Linked DNA regions of Homo sapiens: region 2 is linked to region 1. The links are chromatin loops, found by intact Hi-C in ENCODE. Cell type or tissue: mammary epithelial cell. All regions are shown on one strand. Links, peaks and the distances in the headings refer to the core of each region. The heading gives the core; the rest is flanking DNA.

What was found. Peaks named below come from ENCODE experiments on the same cell type or tissue, not always from the same donor. Only the 100,000 strongest peaks of a DNase experiment are listed, where the experiment ranks them.
Region 2: a loop joins it to region 1, with 5 times the contacts of the local background. A loop is called at or near these places in 6 of 110 quality-filtered maps.

Annotation. Positions count from the first base shown.
Region 1 is chr17:78,701,160-78,717,779 of GRCh38, forward strand. It overlaps CYTH1 (cytohesin 1), which reads right to left. Exons shown (of 14, transcript NM_004762.6): 2 at 8,491-8,573; 3 at 7,038-7,102; 4 at 1,379-1,445; 5 at 963-1,081; 6 at 512-592. Among named protein-coding and RNA genes, the nearest start is that of CYTH1, 73 kb to the right of the region's middle. RefSeq lists an enhancer at 13,618-13,677. In mammary epithelial cell, for the core only: a CTCF peak has its summit at 7,537; DNase peaks (open chromatin) are centred at 5,382, 6,042 and 7,512; H3K27ac peaks cover 3,732 bases.
Region 2 is chr17:78,441,310-78,449,309 of GRCh38, forward strand. It overlaps DNAH17 (dynein axonemal heavy chain 17), which reads right to left. Exons shown (of 81, transcript NM_173628.4): 70 at 4,249-4,371; 71 at 3,295-3,488. Among named protein-coding and RNA genes, the nearest start is that of DNAH17-AS1, 40 kb to the right of the region's middle. In mammary epithelial cell, for the core only: CTCF peaks have their summits at 4,487 (motif pointing right) and 7,502; no DNase peak of the experiment used is centred there.

The DNA of each region.
Region 1 (16,620 bases), core at 3,090-11,089:
ACCCACAGCTGACAGGTTTAATTGTGGATTGTTTCCATCCAGCTAAATGATAGCACAAAAGATGAAGTCATTATTTACACCTACAGCAGTGAAAATACAGAATGACAGTTTCTTAAAAGGCATGAGGTAACAGATTTAATAAAAAATTAAGGTTTACTTTTTTCTTTCCAAAATGAAATGTATAACTACTTATTCCAGGGCAAGAAATTAAAGGATTTTCTAAACTGAAAAATTTCAAAATTTAAGTATTCATCAATTTCTAAAACCTCAAATATAAGACTCAAGGAAGAGTGTTACAGAATCGGCCTCCAGAACGTAACAGAATTGAATTCCCCTTGACCATCCAGTCATTCCCAGTCAGAGACCAATAGATTTCTTCCCTCCAAAATACTTCAAAATATTCAAATCATACCCAAAGATATAATTTCAATAAAATGCCCCCCAGGACAGACTCATGATCAAAGGCTAGCCTCCCACTCCTTCCAAAGGGGCTCACCTCAAGAATACTCACCGTAGTGCCTGGACGAGATTAAGATCAGTGAACTCATGCAGCTCCACAAATGCATGAAGAACCTGGATATTAAACTCATCTCTATCGAGAAAAGACAAAAAATGGGAGAGAAAGCAGGAGTCAGGCACCAACACTGAGAATCTCCAGCCAGGCCATGTCTCCTACACTGCGTCCTGTGGTCCTGTGGCTCCTGCCCAGACAGCCACTTGTGCACACTGTCCGCAAGAAGACTGGCTAGCTCTGCTGACTGGCTGAACAAGCAAGATGTCTCCATGACCCCCAGAAAAGACCCATCACTATTCCCCAGAAAAGCCTCCCCTCAACTCCAGTGGGGCTACAGATGCTTTAAGGCAAAAACCCCTCCAAGAACTTCAGAGTATTTGGGAGTTTGTTTCTTTGTGTCGTTCCTGAACAGCCTTCCCTAGCATGCGCATAATCCCCAAGGCCTTACCTCTCCCCTAGGTAGTCGCCGATGGCTGTCTTGTTGAGCCCTTCGCCTTTATATAAGAACTGGGCAATGTCTTCACAAGTGTTCTTCAGGAGGTCGTTCTCTATTAAGAACTGGATCCCCTAGAAAAAGACAACAAAGACGCCAATGATGCTTTGCTGGGAAACAGTTGAAAAGAAGGGGAAAGGGCACAGGAAGAAATGGGTGTGGGTGCACTGGAATATTTAATAAATACTTGCTAAGTGACCTATAAAGCCGGGGAGTCACAGTTTAGGAACAAGGGCTTAGTGCATAACATTTGCTCTACAAAACGGCAACATGAACTGTAACGCTTGGAAAAAAACGTTTTTAGGGTCTATCTGAGCACTATAAAAAAACCCCATCTAATATGGACCACTTCCCGCTTCTTTCTCACTTACCTTTTTAGGGTCCATATTAAATTTTTTCCTGCCCATGGCTACCTGTTTGTTCCTCTGCATGTTTTTCCTGTAAAACAACCATCACAGCCATTTTAGTACTTCAGGCCATCGGAAAGGCTTGAAAGACTAATATGATTTCCACTGATTTACACAGGTTTTTGAAAGATTTATCCAGGAAAGCAACAGGCATAATCTGGTGGAACTATGAAAGGCCAACTGAAACCTGAAGCCTGAACCTGGCTCCAAGCTCCAAGCTCATTTGCTCCTTCTACCCTGGAACAGAGGTTTTCTTTATTTTTTTTTGAGACAGGGTCTCTCTCTGTCTGAAGGCTGAAGTGCAGTGGTGCTATCTCGGCTCATTGCAACCTCTGCCTCCTGGGCTCAAGTGATCCTCCCACCTCAGCCTCCCAAGTAGCTGGGACCACAGGCGCATGCCACCATGCTCACTGTGTTGCCCAGGCTAGTCTCAAACTCTTGGGCTCAAATGATCTGCCTGCGTCAGCCTCCCAAAGTGCTGGGATTACAGGCATAAGCCACTGTACCCAGCCAGTTTTCTTTTTTTAACATGATTTTTAAAAAAACTTTATCAGGGTAGGCCGGGCACAGTGGCTCATGCCTGTAATCCCAGCACTTTGGGAGGCCGAGGTGGGTGGATCACAAGGTCAGGAGTTCAAGACCAGCCCAGCCAACATGGTGAAACCCTGTCTCTACTAAAAATACAAAAATTAGCCAGGCATGGTGGTGGGCACCTGTAATCCCAGCTACTCGGGAGGCTGAAGCAGGAGAATCACTTGAATTTGGGAGTTGGAGGTTGGAGTGAGTGGAGATCCACCACTGCACTCTAGCCCGGGTGACAGAGTGAGACTCCGTCTCCAAAAAAAAAAAAAAAAAAAAAAAACTTTATCAGGGTATAATTTACTTATAATACTCCTACTGTAGGTACATATTTGAATTTTTAGTATACTTACTAAGTTGTGCAACATCACCATAATCCAGTTTTAGAACATTTTCATCTCCCCTACAGAATTCCTCACACCTTTTTACAGTTAATCCTTACTTCTACCTCCATCCCCAGGCAACTATTAATCTATTGTCTGTCTCCACAGATTTGCCTATTCTGGACATATCATACAAACAGAATCATAAAAGATGTGGATTTTCAGATCTGGCTTCTTTCATTAGCATAATGTTGTCAAGGTCATGGTGCTGGAGCGTGGGCCAGTACTACATGCCTTCTTGCTGCTGGGTCATCTTCCATGGTATGGATAAACCACATCTGTTTATCCATTCACCAGATGATGGACACTTAGGCTGTTTACAGTTTGGGACAATTATGCAGAAGGCTGCTATCAGCATTTGCATATATGTCTTTGTGTGGACACGTTTTCATTTTCCTTGGGTAGATACCCAGGGGTGGACACTGCTGGGTCATACGGTACATCTGTATTTAACTTTTTAAGAAGTTGCTAAATAATAGGCAGTTTTCTTGACTGTATCAGAATGAAAAATGCAGATTCACAGACCAAGCTTCTCAAAGTCTGGTCCACCAACCAGCAGCCTTGGGAGCATATCAGACGTGAAGACGCTCCGCTCGTTTATACATACACGTCACCTGGGGCCTCAACAAAACAGATTCTGACTCTATGTCTGAGAAGGGGCCTGTGCTTCTGCTGTATGTTTAACATGATCCCATGTGTGGAGTCTGAGTAGCAAGGCCCTGGACCGGCTGAGTAACTCAGAAGTACAAGGGGCAGAACCTAGGAATTTGAATTTTTAAAACCTCCTGCAGTAATTCTGGTATGCACCCAAATTTAAGAACCACTGCCATCAATATCAATAGTAATTTTATAATCTCCGAGAGCAAAAAAGTTGCTCGGAAATAAAATCATAAAATGTTATTGCCTTAAAGAACACATGTGTTCTCTAGCTAAATCCATGGAGGGAAGAAAATATTCCTAAGTGTTTTGAGGGTTGGTGTTTTTTGTGTTTTTGTTTTTGTTACAGGCAGGGTCTTGCTCTGTCACCCAGGCTGGAGTACAGTGGTGTGACTGTGGCTCACCGCAACCTTTAACTCCTGAGCTCAAGTGATCCTCCGGCCTCAGCCTCCTGAGTAACTAGGACTACAAGCAGATACTACCACAACTGGCTACTTTTTAAAATATTTTGTAGAGACAGAGTCTTGCTATGTAACCCAGGCTGGTCTTAAACTCCTGGCCTCAAGCAATCCTCCTACCTTGGCCTCCCAAAATGCTGGTATTATAGGCATGAGTCATCGCATCCAGGCTGTTTTGACCTTTTGAAAGGAACACCTGAAAACTGTGAGTAGTATCAGAACTTCCAGGTGTAAGATAATCTGGGCTCCCCTGTCAACAGCTGCCTTAGGAAACAAAGTCATGGGGGAAACACCATTTAATTTCAGCCAGAATGAAGGGTTATGACCAGGTATCTAGAAATTCCTATTTAACTAAAATGATTGTCTAATCATTTTTTTCTAAATCCAGGAAGATTACTTTGATCAGTATTTCCAAACAAATACCACAAGGAAGGCCTGTTTCATGGTTTCCAGTGTAAGTGGTGAGGCAGCGTCAGAGGTGCCCACAGAAGCAAGGGGTGAAACTCCTGGGAATGCTCAGCTTCCTGGGCCTCAGTCCAGTCCTCACCAAAGGCTTTCCTGCAGCCACCAGAACGCACACTCCCAGATATCCGCCAGTCACAGTCTGTGCCACATGACTGCCTGGGACACACACCAGAGATGGCTCCCTAATTTCATTAGCTAGCCAGCTCACTTCTCTATCTGCCCCACTTGGAGCCCCTATAGCTCTAGGCCTTAGGCAGCTACTTCTCTAAGTGGCTTTCCCCAGCCTACACAGGTCTGACACCCCAGTTAAGGTGTCCAAAGGAAAACAGCTTACTGCTACTGGATCGCCTTAGTTAACTGACGCGTATACATTTCAGAAAGTGAAATCCTGTACTACATGAGTATATTATTTCTGCTTGATTAAATAGTATTTAGGATCATTCCTACAAAATGCATCAGATCGTCGATGAGAAACATGAATTCTCTCCTATAAGAAAGTCCGAGCAAATGTAATGCCTGCTTGAGAAACAAATGCAGGGTGAGCCTGAGTACCCGTATGGATGGATCCTCAGGGATGTGCAGAATCACTTCCGTCTTGGCGCTTTCGATACCGGAAAACCATTTTAAGTTCCAGATTAAAAAATAATAATAACCTAAAGACTACTTCCTGACTCACAACTTCAGATGCAGTTCATGAGTTACAAGTCTTCCCAAATTCACTGGCTGAGTACTTTGGATGCACTCACGTTCCTGGTGTCTGCGTTTCCTTGCTGTTCTATGGTAACTGACAGAGAATTAATCAAGAGAAAAACAAAGGGCACACTGAATTCTGAATATGTGTGTGCAGACACCGGAATATACAGAAAGGAAACGTACCAAAATATGAATCCTGATTATCTCTGGGATAAGTGTTTATGAGAAATTTGTTTTTTATACTTTTCTGTATTTTACCAATTTTCTGCAGTAAAGGTGTATTACCTTTATAGTCAGAAAAAAGCCATTTTTTTTTACATTTTTAAGATCGAGGTAAAATTTACATTTAACAAAATGCACACACCTTAAGTGCACAGTTCAATTTGTTTTGATGAGTGCATATACCCTTGAAGCACCACTCAGATTAATACAGAATATTCCTGCCATCCCTGTAAGTTCCCTATGGCCCTTCCTAGTCAACCCCACCCCACCCCGCCCCAGCAACCACCTCGGAGGCAGCACTGTCATGATTTCGGCTAGCACACTAGCACAGCTTAGTTTGCATGTTCTAGATGCTCACGCATGGAAGCACACGGTGCCCACAGTTTCTTTCACTCATCACAATGTTCGTGAGATTCATCCGTGCTGCTGCACGCTAGCAGTTCATTCCTTCACACTGCTGAGTAATAGTCTATTACCTCGACCTGTTTATCCAGTCACCTGCTGGCAGCCATTCAGGGTATTTCCAGCTTTTGGTTATTTTATATAAGAATGCTATAGATATTCTTGTACAAGTCTTTGTATGGACATGTTTTCATTTCTCTTAAGTAACTAGGAGTTGAATTGCTGATGAAACTGCCAAACTTCTTTCCCAAATGGTTATATTATTTTATTCTCACTAGCACTTGCCAACATGAGGTACCATCAGTCTTTTTAATTCTAGCCATCATAGGGGATGTGAAGTACCGTTTCATGGTGGTTTTAAATTACATCCCCTACAACTAATGATGTTAAGCATTTTTCATGTGTCTACTACACATATGGCTTCTTTTGTAAAGTGTCCAAGTTTTTTGCCCATTTTCTTATTTGGGCTGCCTTTCTATCATATATTCTAGATACAAGTCCTTTTTCAGATATATTTGTTACAAATATTTACTTCTAATCTGTTGCCTGTTCATTTCTTTTAATAGTTTTTAATAGTTTTATCTTTTACAAAAGCGGAAGTTTTAAATTTTTATGAAGTCCAACGTATCCGTTTCATTTAAGCTACGAGTGTTTAAAATGGAAAGAGGGGAAACTAATCCAAAATACCAAATGGACAATACAGAGACTGGCCGTGGTGAGCTGGCTGCCTTCTGTGGAGGACTCAGCCTCACTATACCCTGAAGGCACTGCCCACAGGAGTCTAAAACAACAAATCAAACAGTCCTACGAAGCCAGACAGGAAGACTTAGGCTTAGAAAAATACAGACATGTAGTGAATTGGAAACAGCTCATTTATTGCATTAAGCAGTCAGAAAACGGTCTGGGAACCCCATTCAAAACTAAACTCTCAAAGTCACTAACATTTCATGAAAATAAAAGGAAAAAAAAAAGCAGAGTCCTTGTCCTTTTATACTATCATCGCATTTCTACATTTTCTTCCCTTAAGCATTAGGAAGGTGCAAATAAGCTCACGATTATCCTCAGACATGACTGGACACTCCAGCCCTTTGAAATCGTATCAGCAGCATTCATTAAGCTTTTCCTTTACACAAAGGAAAAACAGAAACTTTAAAATGCACACCGACAGTGGACAACAGAGGGGAGTAATTCACATAAAAATTTAGGAGCAGTTTAAGGCTTTCTGGGACCTTTGAAGTTCTCCAGTTCAATTTTTTTTTTTTTTTTTGAGACGGAGTCTCGCTCTGTCACCAGGCTGGAGTGCAGTGGCGCGATCTCAGCTCACTGCAACCTCCACCTCCCGGGTTCAAGCAATTCTCCTGCCTCAGCCTCCCGAGTAGCTGGGACTACAGGTGTGCACCACCACACCCGTCTAATTTTTGTATTTTGAGTAGAGACAGGGTTTCACCATGTTGGCCAGGATGGTCTCGATCTCTTGACCTCGTGATCCACCTGCCTCGGCCTCCCAAAGTGCTGGGATTACAGCCGTGAGCCACCGCGCCCGGCCTCCAGTTCAATTTTTTAAACACTGGAAGAAGCTCCTATGTTCAGGAGGCCTTGCGGTGAAGGATGGAAGGCAGACATTATGGGTGTGTATGTGCTTGCTAGAATTAGAAAGACACAAAGCTGACTTTTTCCTTCAATGTGCCACGTAAGCATAATTAAGGCCTGGGTGCTTTAAGGAATTACAACCACAGAAGCCACCTGGCAGCAGGGCAGACTCACCTTTCCTCTGTGGATCCCAGGTTTTCAATTTCATTAGCTACTTCTGCTATCTCATCCTTCAGCCTCTATAAAACAGACAGTCCAGAGTCAGCAGGAAAGGCAGATGCAGATCAAATTAAAACTTCTAAAATCTCACATAACTCCCTCCAACCAAAAACAAAATAAAGCAAAATGAAACAAAATATGACAAAAATGCAAAAAGTAAATTAGGAAAATTCATGTTTCAGAAATATTTATTGAGTGCCTACCAAACAGTAAGCATTCCAGAAAACACCAAGGTAGAAAAGAATACAGCCTCTGACCTCAAGGAGTTTACGGTCTAGGAAAGTTTATAAGCATATATGCTGTGTGAAAAACAAAACCTGGCTGCCTCATCACAATCTTTCAGAACAAGTCTGCAGCTTACTAAACACAAGCATGCCAGAAAATTCAGAGGACAAAGTCTCCTACCCAAAGCCCAGGCTGCAGAGCCTGCAGTAGCTGTGCCAGGGCAACAATGCCACCAAGCGGCTGGCAAAGGGAATGTCTGATCAAATCGGCTGTGCATCCGCACCCACCCTCCTCATTCCAGCACACTGTTGGTCAGAATGGATGGGCTCTCACGGGGAAGTGGGGCTTAAGTGGAGAGCTGCTTAGCTTTCTCACGATCTACCAGTGAAGCAGAAATCAAAGGATCAGGGAGAACTATCAAAATATACTTAAATCAACTCCAGAGAAAGTCAAGTCTTTCCTCATTTTGCTACTTTGGGCAACAGGATTCCCTCCTTAACCCCACTCCTAATGTCTTGTGAAGAATTCTGAAAGAATAACATTTGCTGTCTTAGGGCGAAAATAATCCAACTATTGGCTTCTAGACTTATTTCCTACAAGCTTGATAGTTACAAAAAGGAACTTGGAAAAATTGTAATTGTAAAATTGCTATCACTAAGTACATCTATAGGGACCAGAAATTATGCTGTCTTTCATGCTAAGTCCTTCCAACTGTGTAGCAGGTGTTTTCATGATCTGACAGATGAAGAAACTGAAGTTCAAGGAACCGGAACTCTCTTGTCTCAAATCATTCAGCCAGTAAGCGGCAGAGCCAGAGCCAGGGCGTGGGCCGAGCTTCGCCTGAAGCCCACATTCTCATTGCCTCTCCTCATCCACTCTGCTCCGCAAGGGCAAACACAGCAGAGAGGACTACTCAGGAGACAGGAGTCTTGCAGGCTATCTCCAGCTCCGACAACCGACCAACTGGGTGAACCTGGACAAGCCACTCAACCTCTCTGACACTGCATCTCCTCAGCTGTAGAGGAAAGGTGACTGATTATCAACACCTACGCTTTGTGCAGAGCTGTAGTGAGGGCAGGTCAAAAGTGTCTTGAGGAGACACTCTGCAAAGGACACCCTTTCATACAAATGGAACTGTCACTGTGGTTCTTACGTTGGTGAAACCACCATGCCACTCTCCTACCTGAATGTCAGCCAGCAGCTCCTGTTTTCTCCGTCGGATGTTCTCCAGTTCTTGACGCTCCTCTGCTGTCAGGTCACTGGGAACTACAAAAATGGAGGGCAATGTTACAAGAAAGCTTTTATCTCGCCAAAAATCAAGGAAGATCCAGAGGCCACAAAAGGAGAAAGATATCAAGAAAGAAACTAGAAGTCAGTTTCAGAAATGACTGAGTGATAGAAATAGTTATGGCTCCAATTCTTATCAGATTTCTAAGAAAGGAAGGCCCTTAAATCACACAGAAAAGCTCTGAGAAACTCTTGGAAGGAAAAACGAGAGAGAAGAGATTACTGAAGGTTAAATTAGGTTGGCTATGAATGAAAAAGGATGAATATTAGCTGAGCGCCTGGCCATTTTCATCCCTTCCAGCTGGGAGACTTCAGGCTGACATTTAATTAATCTCTCTAGGCCTCAGCTCCCTCATGGTCAAAAACAGAGTCTCCGAGATGGAAAGATGTCCATGACCCCCTGAGGTGGGGAGGGGAGGCAAGAGGCAAAGCAACGTGTACGAACAATTTTGTGCCATCTCTGGGAGGGGTTTGGAGAAAGAGACTATGTATGCACTGAGAAATAAAAAAAGTCTAGAATATACACCTAAAATCAGTGCTTAACTCTGGGAACTGGGACTATGGGACTTTCTCTTTCTGCTTCATACCTTTCTTCATTGTTTCGATGTTTTACAATGTGCTCTTATCATCAGAAGAAAGTTACTTAATTCCCAGATCACAGCTCTCACCACAAAATACTTCTGCCATCCTCCAATGGCTCAATCTCCCCCACCTATACCAACAGGAGATTTGGACAGACACCCTCTAAAATGACCCTTCAAGCATGCTATGGGAAGCCATGTGGGCAAATGAGAAGAACAAGCATTAGAATCAAACAAACCAGGTTCAAATCCTAGCTCCAATCTACCAAATATCAAATTAGGTCACTTCAGACAAGTTATGTAACCCACTTGGGTCACATTTCATCATCAATGAAGTGGTCCCACCATCACCCACTTGATAAGGCTGCTGTGAAGATGATGTAGAGTAATTAAAGTGCCTCAAACCCTGCCTGGTGCTGAGCAGAAGCTCAGAAGTGTTGGCTCTTGTTCCCTCCATGGCACAGCAAAGGGCACCCACACTCTCAAGGGTAGGGGTGGTTTGAGGGTCCTTCTATCCTTCAGTGGGTGCCTATGTGAGCCTGAGCTGCACTGTACAATATGGCGGCCAGGAGCCCCACGTGACATTAACCACTTGAAATGTCACCACCCAGTTTGAGATGTGCTGTAGGTAAAAAATATACACCGAGGCCGGGCACAGTGGCTCATGCCTGTAATCCCAGCACTTTGAGAGGCCGGGGCGGGCAGATCACGAGGTCAGGAGACCGAGACCATCCTGGCTAACATGGTGAAACCCCGTCACTACTAAAAATACAAAAAATTAGCTGGGCGTGGTGGCAGGTGCCTGTAGTCCCAGCTACTCGGGAGGCTGAGGCAGGAGAATGGCGTAAACCCGGGAGGTGGAGGTTGCAGTGAGCCGAGATCCCGCCATTGCCCTCCAGCCTGGGAGACAGTACAAGACTCCATCTCAAATAAATAAATAAATAAATAAATAAATAAATAAATAAATAATATATATATATACACACACACACACACACACACACCAGACTTTCTATAAAAACAAAGGAAAATGACTTTTTAATAATATTTTATATTGATTGCACATTGATATAACTTAATGAAATGTATTATTTTAATTGATCTCAAAGGAACTAGTATGAAATAAAAGTGCATCTATGGCTCATATTATATTTCTAGACAGCATAGAGTTGGAATTAACATCTCTGCTTGAGAGCACAGTTAGGATACACATACTTTCCTTCTGCCCATGGCATTAAAACTTAATCTACTACATTCACAGAGCAGTTACTTTCCCCAAATATTTCATAAAAATCACAAGAGGGTAGAAACAATAGACTACAGTGAAGTGTACAGTGGGTTAATTAGCTACATTAGAAAAGCCGACTTTTCCTTTTTTTTTTTTTTTAACCTAGGTTTTCCCCAACCTTCTCTAAAAAAGTGTTTTTTAAACATCTCAAAATCCAAAATAAGAAAAGCATTTTAGTCCAGGCCTTGTAGCTCACGCCTGTAATCCCAGCACTTTGGGAGGCCAAACCAGGCAGACTGCTTGAGCCCATTGGGACCAGCATGGACAACATGGTGAAACCCTGTCTCTACTAAAAAAAATACAAAAATTAGCTGGGCATGGTGGCACATGCCTGTAGTTCCAGCTACTCGGGGGGCTGACGTAGAAGGATTGCTTGAGCCTGGGGTGCAGAGGTTGCAGTGAGCCAAGATCGCACCACTGCACTCCAGCCTGGGCAACAGAGCCAGACAAGAAAGAAAGAAGGAAAGAAGGAAAGAAGGAAGGAAGGAAGGGAGGAAGGAAGGGAGGGAGGAAGGAAGGGAAGGAGGAAGGAAGGGAGGGAGGGAGGGAGGGAGGGAGGTAGGAGAGAGAGAAAGAGAGAGAGAAAGAGAAAGAAAAAGAGAAAGAAACAGAAAAAGAAAAGAAATGCATTTTACATCATGACCCAATCTCCACCATACATAAAAGTATCAAAAATAATATCTCACCATGTCTGTTATTTCACTGTGAGCTTTCTTAACAGTGGTTTAGTCCAGTAAACTGATTTTATGGCTGCATGCGGTGGCTCACACCTGTAATCTCAGCACTTTGGGAGGCCGAGGTGAGTAGATCACCTGAAGTCAGGAGTTCAAGACCAGCCTGGCCAACATGGTGAAACCCCGTCTCTACTAAAAATACAAAAAAAATTAGCCAGGCATGGTGGCAGGTGCCTGTAATCCCAGCTACTCAGGAGGCTGAGGCAGAAGAATCGCTTGAAGTTGGGAGGTGAAGGTTGCAGTGGGCTGAGATCGTGCCACTGCACTCCAGCCTAGGCAACAAGAGCACAACTCTGTCTCAAAAATAATAATAATAATAATATAAAAAATAAAAAATAATTATTTCATAATCAATTAGGTAATCGTATAATTACCTAATATACTGAGTCCTGTGGTTTGAAAAACACTCTTCCTTTAGAGGCTGGAAGAGACAGCCACTCTAAAGATCCCAACAGACCAACTAAATCCAACCCAGGTCACCTTCACAAGAGTGGGCCTTAAACTGCGTCCCTGAGAACTCAAGGGTGATCACTCAGGTGTGTGTATTGGAGGACGGAGCCTTAAATAAGTTCACCTACACACCTGCTCTCCAGTCCCATTCCTGTGTCAAGACCCAGGACTCCAGCTCAGCAATCCATCAGCATTATGTGGATTCTAACCCTGCACCCCCGCCAAACCCACCACCCCAAATGTTTCTTCCCAGGCTGAACAGTTCTCCCAACATTAAAAAATATATATATATATATTAAAATGGCTGCTTCAGGAAAAAGTCAGACAAATAAGTGAGCTCTGGTTAAAGCAAAAGCCGTTTTGAAAAACAACATCAACTCTACTGATGCGTACACCGTTCTACAGAAACGCATGTTTAAAGCAGTTCACTCTGATTTTTCTGTGCTTCACAGCCCAGAAAAATTTCTAGTCCAAGTAGAAGACCCCTTTAAGAAATTAATTTCTTCAGGTTCTAGAAGATACATATTCATTCCAATATAACATGGTTTTGAAATTAAGGCAACATTCATTTTTTAAAAACAGCTGCTCCGCAAGAGGCTCAATAATTGGGATTTGATTTTGAAGCTACAGAACTGGCTTAATCAGATCATCAATGTATCTCTACCCAGCAGAAGCAAGACTAAATCCAAGGTCCATATAATGAAGCTGATGAAAAACAGAGCAATCGTATAAAAGAAATTCCTATCTCAAGACTGCTATATACCCTGAGAAGCCAACTTGTATCATTCTAAACTGGAAACTCTAAATCGTTGCTTTCTTTTCAGAATCTGAGCACTCAACCATTCTGGGTTTAATATTCACACATGACAATTTTTCTGGATGGACACAATCTACCCAGCAGAAGCAAGACTAAATCCAAGGTCCATATAATGAAGCTGATGAAAAACAGAGCAATCGTATAAAAGAAATCCCTATCTCAAGACTGCTATATACCCTGAGAAGCCAACTTGTATCATTCTAAACTGGAAACTCTAAATCGTTGCTTTCTTTTCAGAATCTGAGCACTCAACCATTCTGGGTTTAATATTCACACATGACAATTTTTCTGGATGGACACAATCTAGCTTCTGTATTATAAATTCAAAATGCCCTTCTAGTCCTCTATCTTCCAAGATATTATTTTTTAAATAGTAAAGGAATAGGCCAGGCGCGGTGGTCCACGCCTGTAATCCTAGCACTTTGGGAGGCTGAGAAGGGTGGATCACGTGAGGCCAGGAGTTCAAGACCCGTTTGACCAACAAGGTGAAACCCCGTCTCTACTAAAAATACAAAAATTAGCTGGGCGTAGCGGTGCACACCTGTAATCCCAGCTACTTGGGAGGCTGAGACAAGAGAATCGCTTGAACCCCAGAGGTGGAGGTTGCAGTGAGCCAAGATGGCAACGTTGCACTCCAGCCTGGGCAACAGAGCAGGCCTCCATCTCAAAAAAATTTAAAAATTTAAAAAAAATAGTAAAGGAACAAAAACATCCATAAACCTACAATATCAAAGAGTACACAGAGAAGGGCCATCAGAAGAGATTTCAACAAATTTCCAGAACAGAGAAAGGAAAGAAACAGTGCTAAGTGCTAATATCTTCTAGAATAAAAACTCCACAAAGGCAGGGACACCGTATGCCTTGTACACTGTTGTGTTTGTGGTACTCAGCACAGGGCCTAGCACACTAAGGATTTCACACACACACACAAACACACACACATGAACGAAGCCAACTTTCTCATGAGCAGACAAGTGTGGAGCTGGTGTCCAGGGTAAAGCCTCCATATGTAGACAGCGGACACCTAAGAGAACCCTACCCCAAGCAGGCTCTGGCTCACTCGCCCTGAAGCCAAGCCTCCCTGCCCACAAGGCCCAGCCATGCACAGAGCTTCCGCTTAACATGTCTACTGCTTCACTCTTACACTTACAGAGATAACCACACCTATGCCAGGAGTGAGAAAGGACAAGACAGGGAACAGAAAACTCACCCTAGAGCAAACAGAGATAATTAGGGGGAAAAAAGAAAGAAAAAAAAAACCTTTAAAAGAACAGAAAACTCTGGAAAAGGGACAATTACAGAAAAAGAATACGGCCTTGCAAATTAAACATACTTTTGTCCCCCACATCAAAAAAGTCAACGAAGGATTAAAAGATAAAGTTGGGGCATTCCTGTAGAACAAAGAGGTTTGAAAATATAAGCAAACCTGGAAATATAAGCAAAAAAATAAACTCGGTTGAATAAAAATATTTTTAAATCCCACAGAGAAATTCTCATAGGAAAAATTCAGAAGTTCCAGGAATAAAGACGATCCTAAAACCTCCACAGAGGTTAAGGAGAGTGATTAATCAGACCACCCACGAGGGAAGATCTCGCTGGTGTCAGTATAAGAGCCCGCACACTAAAGATAGCGCAGTGGAACTTTCAAAATTCTAAATGAAAATTATCTGAACCCCAAATTCTCAGTCAAGTAGGAGGGTAAAACAGACTCATTTCAGATACATAAGGATCAGAAAGTTTGTCTTCTGTGCACCCCTTCTGAAGAAGCTACTTCAGGAGCAAGATGTGGATCAAGGAACGGGACTGACTCAGGAGCCTGAGGACAGCAAGCGCCATCAACTGTGATGGCCAACAGCCACCAGACCGGGTCAGAGCAGGAAGCCAAAGGGCTGCCAGAGGAATGCCATCAGAAAGAATGAAATCAGACTCGAAACCAGAGAATGAAGGAGAAAGCAGCTGAGAAAACTGTGTGATACCAACAGGCATCATTCGGTTTCCTCTCAAGAGAATAAAAAGGACTGGGCAACAGGAAAAACTCAACTACAGGAAATCACAGAAGAAATGAAACATGCCCCCCGAGTGGTGTCCTCTGGGCCATCAGGGACGCCAGGAACAGCTCCCTTTGAGTGGGCACCTGGCTCTACGGTGAGTGGTATCTACATTCCTGTCATGGTGCTGGTCGCTGGTAGTTAACTTACAGAATCACCCTGTAGACAAAGCATGAAAGACCAACCCAGGCTGGAGAAGCAAAGCTATCTGTTACCAAGGTGAAGGAAGAGCTGACCAAAGTTTGAGGGAAGCAAAGTGGAGAGGGCAGCAGGGTCCCAAATGGTCCCCACAGCTTCCTCCTACAACACTAGAGACCAGAGGCATGGATAAGGATCATGAACAAGAAACCCACGCTGTAAATATGCCAAAGGTAAAAATCCAGGAACTGAAAATTGTGATCAACTACCAAAAATGGACAGTGAGAGAAGGAAGGAAGAGAATGGTGTGAGCTGCATCCTCATCCATCATAGGCAGAAGGCAGGAGATAACCTTTGATCTTGACAAAATAATCACCAATTTAAGAACTTGGCAGCACCCACTAGAAGACCTAAAAGCAGAAAAAAGTGAATTAATAGTGGCTGCTTTGGGGAGTGGGTCTGGGAATAGAGAGACAGGACATATAAGCCCCTGAATACTTGCTTTAAAATACATATATATATGTACTATGACAATTTGAAAACAAAAGACTAAAAATGTACAACTATGGTCACTAGAAAAGATAGCCCTTCTGTGTCCTTGGAGTCAGACAGAAAACGCTTCTGGCCAATTTGTAGCTAGAATAAATAAGACATTTATCTACATTTATTTTGATCCAATCTCCTGACATTTGCCACATGACTGCTAAATTACTTCTCCATTCCATACTTACTAACTTTAAATCATAATGCTGCTCCCCTTCTGGCTCAACCAATCATTCAAGAACTTTATTTTAAAAAGCTGAACTACACCTCATTTTTCTAGTGGAATTTTATTCTGAGATGAGGCAAAATCTAATATTTTAATAAGTATTTTCCTCTGCATAAACTTAACAATGCAACATCAAATCTTTAATTCAAGCCTTCATTCTCATGCTGCCCCGGACAGAAAAAACATCCAAAAACAAAATGCTTAATTTCATTTAGCAGCATGAAGAATCAACACTATTGCTGGAGAGCTGAGGTGTGATTGATTCCTACAGTCTTGGCTAGTGTCTTCAGGACACTGCGAAGGCCACAGCTGGAACAAGAAAGGTGGTGGTCAGAAATACCCATGTCTACCTCACAGCCCGGGAGTTTCTGGGAAAGCACCGTCCGCACCCTGGGAAACCCGTCTATTCATGCCGCTTCTCTCCTGTGTAGCCATTAGGGTTAAACTGCAAAAGAACGGCTCAGATGGGCCAGATGGCAGCACAACAAACAGCTCCTCCCTCCCCCACTGCCACGTGCTGCAGCCATGCTTATGTGCCAGGGAGGCGGTGTGCCAGGGAGGCGGCTGAACCCCTTGCTCTTTAAAAGAATGGCCACTGGGGAGGGCAGCAGGTTGTCCCTGCCGGCAGCCTGAGCACAATGGAGACAAACCAGAGGGGGAGCCGCCCTGACACACCACCCGGTCGCTCGCCCTCCTCGCCCATTGCCAGAGGGGCACCCGGAATCCATGCCCACAAAGGTTAATCTGCAAGGTGTCCGGCTGGCAGTCAGGGGGACGGTCCAGCATCAGCCCCATCACCATTCCTTTCCAGGGTTCCAATTTAATGAAGAGGATTAAAGTGACAAAAACAACAAGGCGCTATTGTGCTTGGCTGTGAATAGGAAAGCCACACAAGGGAAGCTTTCATTTATTTATTTATTTAAATGTTGCTTTGCAGATTTTAACAGTCGGCAGAAACCCAGAGCTGAAATGGGTTCCAGCCAGTGGCATACAAAGGAGGACTGTCTTAAAGGGACAGAGCCCTCTTTCCAAGCCAGAGGACGATACATGAGCACACGGCGGGCTCTAGTCTAAAATCCTGCAACCCGCGCTCCACCGGCCACAGGCAGATGCCCGGGGATATGCCATAAAGTTCCACGGAAAACGCAGCTCTCTGACAGCAGGTTCTGCTTGGCAGACACATAGCAGCTGCCAGGACCAC
Region 2 (8,000 bases), core at 1-8,000, 260 kb before region 1:
TCAGCGGGACAAGGCCTGTGGCAGGAGAGCAGAGTCTTTACCGGGCTTTCCTTTCTGCGAGGGATTGGCCTTGTTTGCCTCGGGCACCCTTTCTTTCCCGAGGGGCCCCGCACTGTGCTCCTCCTTGGAGCAGCCTAAGCAGGTGCAGGGAGAGGCCAGCCTTGGAAGGCACCCAGGGTCAACTGCGGGGGGTGGGGGCGCTGAGAAGGAAGGAAGTTCAGATTAGAGCAAAGCTTTGGTGAGCCTAAAAAAGTCAAAGAAAAAAGCAACTTCAGATGATATAAACACCTCTCTCTACAAAAGCCCCCAACTCTTTCTAACATGACCCCAATAAGTCTGGGGTCAGTCGGGGTCTCGGCTAATCCTCCCATGGAGGACCGAGTGATGTTCTGGCGGTCTTTGGATCAGGTGTTGGCCTTTCTTCTGTGATCACAGAGGGCTGAGCTTACTGTAATGTATAAAGAATGAATCACCTGAGCTAAGATTAGTAAACTTGCCAGTGTGGTGGCTCATGCCTGTAATCTCAGCACTTTGGGAGGCCAAGGAGGGCAGATCACTTGAGGTTAGGAGTTTGAGACCAGCCTGACCAACATGACAAAACCCTCTCTACTAAAAATACAAAAAGTAGCCAGGTGTGGTGGCACAGGCCTGTAATTCCAGCCACTTAGGAGGCTGAGGCAGGAGAATCTCTGGAACCCAGGAGGCAGAGGTTGCAGTGAGGTGAGATGGCGCCATTGCACTCCAGCCTGGGCAAGAGAGCGAGACTCCATCTCAGAAAAAAAAAAATTAGTAAGATTTTAGTGGCCAGCTGGTCTCTGAAAGGAGGACAAATGGCCGCATCCCGAAGGGTGAGAACTGCTCGTCCCTGGGCAGGTGAACGCCCGAGTGCTCTGAGAGTCTGGGTCGACTTTCAGAAGGCTCTGCTCACACTCATGCCACCCAGCACACCTCACCTCCTCTGGTTCAACCAGCAATCAGCCGGCTATTGCCTGTCCATGCCCTTGGGACTTTCTGGGGACACCTGGATCTGCTATTCCTTTCCCTGCACTGGCCTTTGCTGGCTTGTCTCTGGTGTCCTGAACTGGGGCCAGCCTCAGGCAAGGGTGGGGAGGAGTTGCTCCTCCTGAAGGCCCCCAATTCTTTTTGGAACTCTGGAATGGCCTCAGACCCTAGATGCTGTGATCCTTGTCTAGGAAGGAACTTCCAGAACATATGAAGTCCTGCCCCTAGGCAGGAATGACTCTAGATCACCTTTGCTAATTACTTGGCCAGGCCAAATGGTCATCGGCTGTGGATGAATTAATGATGCAGAAGCATGCAGGCTGGGTTCGTCAGACCTCACCACCTCTGACATGGTGGCTTTGACAAAGGAGTGCTGGAGCCGGCTGGTGACAGCTTTCAGCAGACCCCGGCAACTAGTGCAACCGGCCACAGAGGAAGCACTTACGCCATGGAAATTGGCACATGCTGTGCGTCAGGGTTTGTGTTGCGCACGTGGGGGTGGCCTGGCCTGCCCTCCCAGTGCCTGTGACCTGAGTGTGGAAGTGCTCCCGCGGCTGTCAGTGCTTGCAACAGTGCCTGACACGAGACACCCTTGGCCAGTGCTGGCTTTGTTATTAGTCACGTCTGTTTCAATCTCCTTGCTTTTAAGCGACCCCCTCCCTATACAATCAGGGCAGTAAATCTGCTTTGCTCCACGTCATAGAAATGTGAAACACGTCAATGCTGAGGGATGATCTGCGCTCATGGGTGTTTGGGATGGTCCAAGGCCACCGCAGAGCACGCAAATGCTTCCGCAGTGGGTGGCTGTTTCCTTCTTTTAGGTGGCCAGAGTGCAGTCACACAGGCTAACTTAGGCGATTCTCAGAAGCTCTCAGGAGATGGGGAAGGTCACCTCACCTCATCCTCTAGACGAGGAATCGGATGCACACTGGGTCTTGTGACCCAAACATGCTGCACACTCCCACAGGAGAGGGTGATCCCGCTGCGATGGCCGAGGGACCTTTACCTTGGCCTTTCCCAAACCCTGACCCCCGCTTCCTCCAGCTCTGACCCTGGGACACAGCTGGCATTCTCCCTGGACCTCGCTGCTCTCCTGCATCACAGTGACTTCTGGCTTCATTCCACCCCCTCCTCCCCACCACTCCCGGTCCCTGTCCTCTCCTATCGGAGGAAAACAAGGCAAAACTAAACTCAGTCCTGGGAGTTAGGCCTCTGCTTTGTCAGAAGGGAATTCTTTTTATTTTTATTTTTATTTTGAGGCAGGGTCTCGCTCTGTCACCCAGGCTGGAGCGCAGTGGCACAATCTCGGCCCACTGCAGCCTCCACCTCCCGGGCTCAACCAATTCTCCCACCTCAGCCTTCTGAGTAACTGGGACTATAGGAGCCCGCCACCGCGCCCTGCTAATTTTTAGACTTTTTGTAGAGATGGGGTCTCACTATGTTTCCCAGGCTGGTCTCAAACTCCTGGGCTCAAGTGATCCTCCCCAAAGTACTGGGATTACAGGTGTGAGCCACTGCACCTGGCCATCAGAGGGTAATTCTATTAGGGACATGAGTGTCCTTTGGGAAACCTGGCTGCTTTCAGGCTACTTGGAGAAATGAAAAGGGGAGAAGCCAGACAGGCCACAGGTGCTCTGAGGACAGACCCCAGGCTCGTTTCTGTGCTAAACGTCACCTCCTTCCTTCAACAGCCCATCCTTCCAACAGGGAAGGGTTTCAGGTCTGGAGAAATTGTTGGTGAAATCAGAACAGTTCTCTTGCAAACTAGCCATACTAATATACCTCGATTGACTTTACGTTTTGCCACAGAGGTACTCAAAGTCCTCGAATGCTGATGGGTTTGCCATTGTTTTCTCCCTCAAAACATCTTAAAAGGACCCCATTTGTATGGCCTCAGTGCTTATTCACGTCCACACTTGACATCTTACTTTCAATGTAGGAGGCTCATGTGGGGAGTCTTTTCTTCCTATCATGTATCGCAGGGCACCCCTCCTCAGTCAGGTTAGCGGGGGACAAGGGGTTCCCCTAATGATACTCTGAGACATTAAGGATTAACAAGAACTCAGGACTGGAGTCCGCAGCCTGGGGTGGAATCCTGCCTCTGTCCTCGAAGAACTTTGTGTGAAATGATTTACCCCTCTAAGCCCTGTTTCGTTTCTGTGTAAAATGGGGAGAAGAAAAAAGTTCAGGGGATCAACTCAAGTCCACAGAGAGTCTAGCACAGCCGCTCGGTCAAGCTTCCATCAGGCCTGGGCCTCGGGGGCGGGGCCCCCGGCGCGGCGGGACACTCACTTGATAGCGTAGGTCATGCGATCTGGCCGCAGGCAGCGCACCATGCACAGCTTCTGCAGGGCCGTCTTGTTCTTCCACTCCTTGGGGAAGATCTCCTTCTCGGGGGCTTCCGACTCCACCAGCTTTTTCCAGCGCTTGGCAGATCCTTCGATGTCACTGTCCAGATTTTTGAACTCATCCATCTCCGAGAGGGCCTAGGGGCAGAGGCAGCGGGCCCTGTGACTCTTCCCACTTACCCGGGTCCCGAGAGCCTTCCTGTACAGTTCATTCAAGGAGGAGAGGCCATTACCCTCCGAGGAAACCGGGGCTCTGGGATAAGGAAGCCCGAGAGGCTGGCCACCAAAGCAGGAGCTGTCCATGCCCAGCTCAGGCATCCCAGGACAGCGCCGGGAGCCTCCTCGGCAGGGTCTAACCTGCGGACATGAGGCCTGGGATGGGCTAGGGGCTGCTTCTCTAGGGGTCTCTGCAAATGGGGCCATTCTAGCTCAGGGGACGACCTTCTTCAGGTCTTTTTGAACAGACCTTGAGACTCGAGGGTCCCTGACTGTGTCCAGGAATCTGAAGAACAAACTTTTCACTTGCCACTTCCCTTACGCTGGGAGGAGGGGAGGCTGGGGGGAGGAGGGGAGGCTGGGGGGAGGAGGAGAGGTTGAGGGAGGGATGGTAAGAGGCCCTGAGGCCTCTTCTGGCCCCCAGAGGATATCACTCTCTGCTTGCTGTGTGCAGGTCTCAGGGACCTAACACATGTCACATTCCCTATAGGAACGCAGAGCTATCTGTGAGCTGGCAGCCAGCCCATCTTGGTCTCCATCCCTATGTGCGGGGCCTCCTTGCTTTACTGAATTTATGGGCCACAGAGCCTGGTATTCTGGCCTTGGAAACATCCGCAGCATCAGCTGGAGGGGGCTCCACGGCGGGGAGAAAGCACAACGTGTTCAACGTCTAAAGACGAACCTTGATCCCGCCCCAGCCTTGATGCTGGAGGAAGTCCACTGGTGAGACCACTCCGGCCTTAAAAGGGAACCGCAGGAGGAAATCCAGCTCCACTGGGTTCAGCTCCTTCTTCATGGACAGGACCTGGGGGAACATCGAGGTGTACACACTTAACGCAGCCAGTAAAACGTCAGCAGCCCTGAAGATGCGCGCTGGACTCGAAGAGGAGTTCACACTCCCGGCCTGCAGGGGGCGCCCTGTCCTGCCCCTTTGGTTTGGGGTAAAGTTTTGTCTTCACCTCGTCTCGCTTTTTAAGTTGTGAAATACACATACCATAAAATTGACCATTTTGGCCGGGCACAGTGACTCACGCCTGTAATCCCAGCACTTTGGGAGGCCGAGGAGGGGGTGGATCACTTGAGCTCAGGAGTTCGAGACCAGCCTGGCCAACATGGTGAAACCCTGTTTCTACTAAAAATACAAAAAAATTAGCCGGGCGTGGTGGTGCATGCCTGTAGTCCTAGCTACTCGGGATGCTGAGGCAGGAGAATCACTTGAACCTGGGAGGCAGAGGTTACAGTAAGCCGAGATTACGCCACTGCGCTCTAGCCTGGGCAACAGAGTGAGACTCTGTCTCAAAAAAAAAAAAAAAAAAAAAAAAATTGACAATTGTAACCATATTTTAGTGTGCAATTCAGTGGCATTTCACATGATTCGCAGCATCGTGCAACCATCAGCACTCTCTAGTTCCAGGACTTTTTTGTTACCCCCTCGCCCCTGAAGCAGCCACTCCCCATCGCCCCTTGCCTCTGAGAGCTGCTCATCTGCCTTCTGCCTAGGGATGCCCCTGTTGTGGATGCTTTGTATAAATGGAAGCACACGACATGCCCCGTTTGCATCTGGCATCTTTCACTTAGCGTGATGCTTCTGAGGTTCATCCATATTGTAGATGTGTCAGAACCTCCTTCCTCTGTAAGGCCGAGTAATACTCCATTCTTGAATATAACCACGCTGGCATTCTCCATTCACCTGCTGATGGACAGCGGGTCGTTTTGGCTGTTGTGAATTGATTAGCTTTGCTGATTTTTTAAATTTATTTTATTATTTATTATTATTTATTTTTTTGAGACAGAGTCTCACTCTGTCACCCAGGCTGGAGCGCAGTAGCGCAATCTCGGCTCACTGCAACTTCCACCTCCTGGGTTCAAGCAATCCTCCTGCCTCAGCCTCCCAAGTAGCTGGAATTACAGGTGTGTGCCACCATGCCCGGCTAATTTTTGCATTTTTTGTAGAGACAGGGTTTCACCGTGTTGGCCAGGCTGGTCTTGAACTACTGGCCTCAAGTGATCTGCCCACCTTGGCCTCCCAACGTACCAGGATTACAGGTGAGAGCCACTGTGCCCGGCCTTGTTGTCTTTGAGAGACAGGGTGTTGCTCTGTTGCCCCGGCTGGAGTGTAGTGCTGTGATCATGGCTCACTGCAGCCTTGAACTCTTGGGCTCAAGTGACCCGCCTATCTCAGCCTCCCAAGTAACTGGGACTACAGGTGTACATCACCTCACCTAGCTATTTTTTTGTGGAGATGGGGTCTTGCTATATTGACTGGGCTAGTCTCAAACCGCCTCAAGTGATCCTCTTGCTTTGACCTCCCAAAGTGTTGGGATACTAGGCATGAGCCTCAGTGCCCGGCCTCATCTGGCTTTTGGCTGCTGCGATTAATGCTGTTGTGAATGCTGATGTACAGGAATGTGGACAGATGCTGGACACCTGTTTACAGGTCTTGTGGGTGTGTGCCCAGAAGTGGAAGCCTGGGTCATATTCCATGCCATCTTGTCGCTTGTGCATGCCGGCCCTCTGGACCTCCTGTGGGCAGGGTCTGGGTCATTTTGAAGTGGTGTATTGGGCAGCTAACCTGGCACCCTCTGTCTCAGATGGGCAGCAGGTGGCTGGGAGCAGGGGCAATGGCCACTGCCATCTCCTCAGTCAAGTGCCCAAACGGTCTGTTTTTCAGATCCCATAGAGAGTTTCTTCCTGAGCTGGACTCTTTCTTTTGGTCAAACAAAACGTTCTTTGGGACCAAAGAGAATGCTTTCTACCCTGGAAAATTAGGGGGAGCACTGAGGAACTCTTATCCTGATGACCTCTCAGCCAGGAGAAAATCTCATAGTGAACCTATGATTCAGAGATTCACATGTAAAAGGAACCTTCATAATATGGACCCCATTGGTTCAAAGTTTGAGTTTGAATTGAAAGCCAGGCTTACACTGATGCCCAACCTGTTTATACAATTAGTGTTGCCCAGCCTGGGCAATGTAGCAAGACCCTGTTTCTTTAAAAACATTTTAAAAAATTAGGGCCGGGTGCGGTGGCTCATGCCTGTAATCCCAGCACTTTGGGAGGCCGAGGCTAGTGGATCACCTAAGATCGGGAGTTCGAGACCAGCCTGACCAACATGGAGAAACCCCGTCTCAACTAAAAATACAAAAATTAGCCAGGCATGGTGGTGCATGCCTGTAATCCCAGCTACTCGGAAGACTGAGGTAGGGGAACTGCTTGAACCCGGGAGGTGGAGGTTGTGGTGGGCTGAGATTGCACCATTGCACCCCAGCCCGGGCAACAAGAGGAAAACTCCGTCTAAAAAACAAACAAACAAAAAAACCAGAACAGAAAAAAAAAAAAATTAGCTAGGCACAGCAGTGTACACTTGTATTCCCAGCTACAGGGAGGTTGAGGCAGAAGGATCACTTGAGCCCAGGAGTTCAAGACCGGCCTGGGCAACAGAGCGAGACTTTGTCTCTACTAAAAAATAAATAAATAAATAAAAAATTAAAAAACTGAAGAATTAGCCTAGCATGGTGGCACATGCCTGTAGTCCCAGCTACTGAGGCGGCTGAAGTGGGAGGATTGCTTGAGTCCAGGAATTCAAGGCTACAGTGAACTATGATTGCACCACTGCACTCTAGCCTGGGTGACAGAGTGAGATTGTCTCAAAATAGCAGCAGTAGCAACAACAACAAAAACTAGTGTTTCCAACCATACTTATGGCACAGTGTAAAGGAAATTGCAGAGGGGCTGTACTATGGTTTGAATGTGTTCCCCAAAAAGCATATGTTGGAAACTGAATCCTCAGTGCAACAGTGTTGGGAGGTGGGGTCTGAGAGGCAGTTGGGCCGTGACAGCAGAGTGAATGGCTTAATGTCATGATCAAGGGAGTGGGTTTGTTACACAAGGAGTTTGGCCCGTTTTGTGCTCTCTCTCGCCCTCTAGCCTTCCACCATGGGATGACACAGCAAGAAGGCCCTTGCCAGATGCCAGCACTTTCATATGGAACTTCCCAGACCCCAGGACCATGAGAAATAAATTTCTATTGTTTATAGATTACTCAGCCTTGGGTATTCTGTTATAGCCGCACAAAACAAATTAAGACAGGCTGTTTAATCAATTTCAGAGAATGCAGATCTTTAAATATTTTAGCAGGGCTGTATAAACAGGAGGAATATTTGTTTATTCATACACTTATTTCTTAAGAAACATCAGTCACCCCACAGTGGGCTAAGCACTAATGCAGGACTATTTACTCAGCACAACTTACATGTAAAATGAATTTCCTTGTGAAATTCTCCTTAAAACACCACCCCTTCACTAGCTCCCATTGGAATACTGTGCCAGCTTCCCAAATATCAACTAGGAGAGCCCCAGGCCTGTTCCACGTCAGGCATCTCAGACTTTATAATCACCTGGGTATATTGCTAAAATGCGGGTTTGAAATCACCA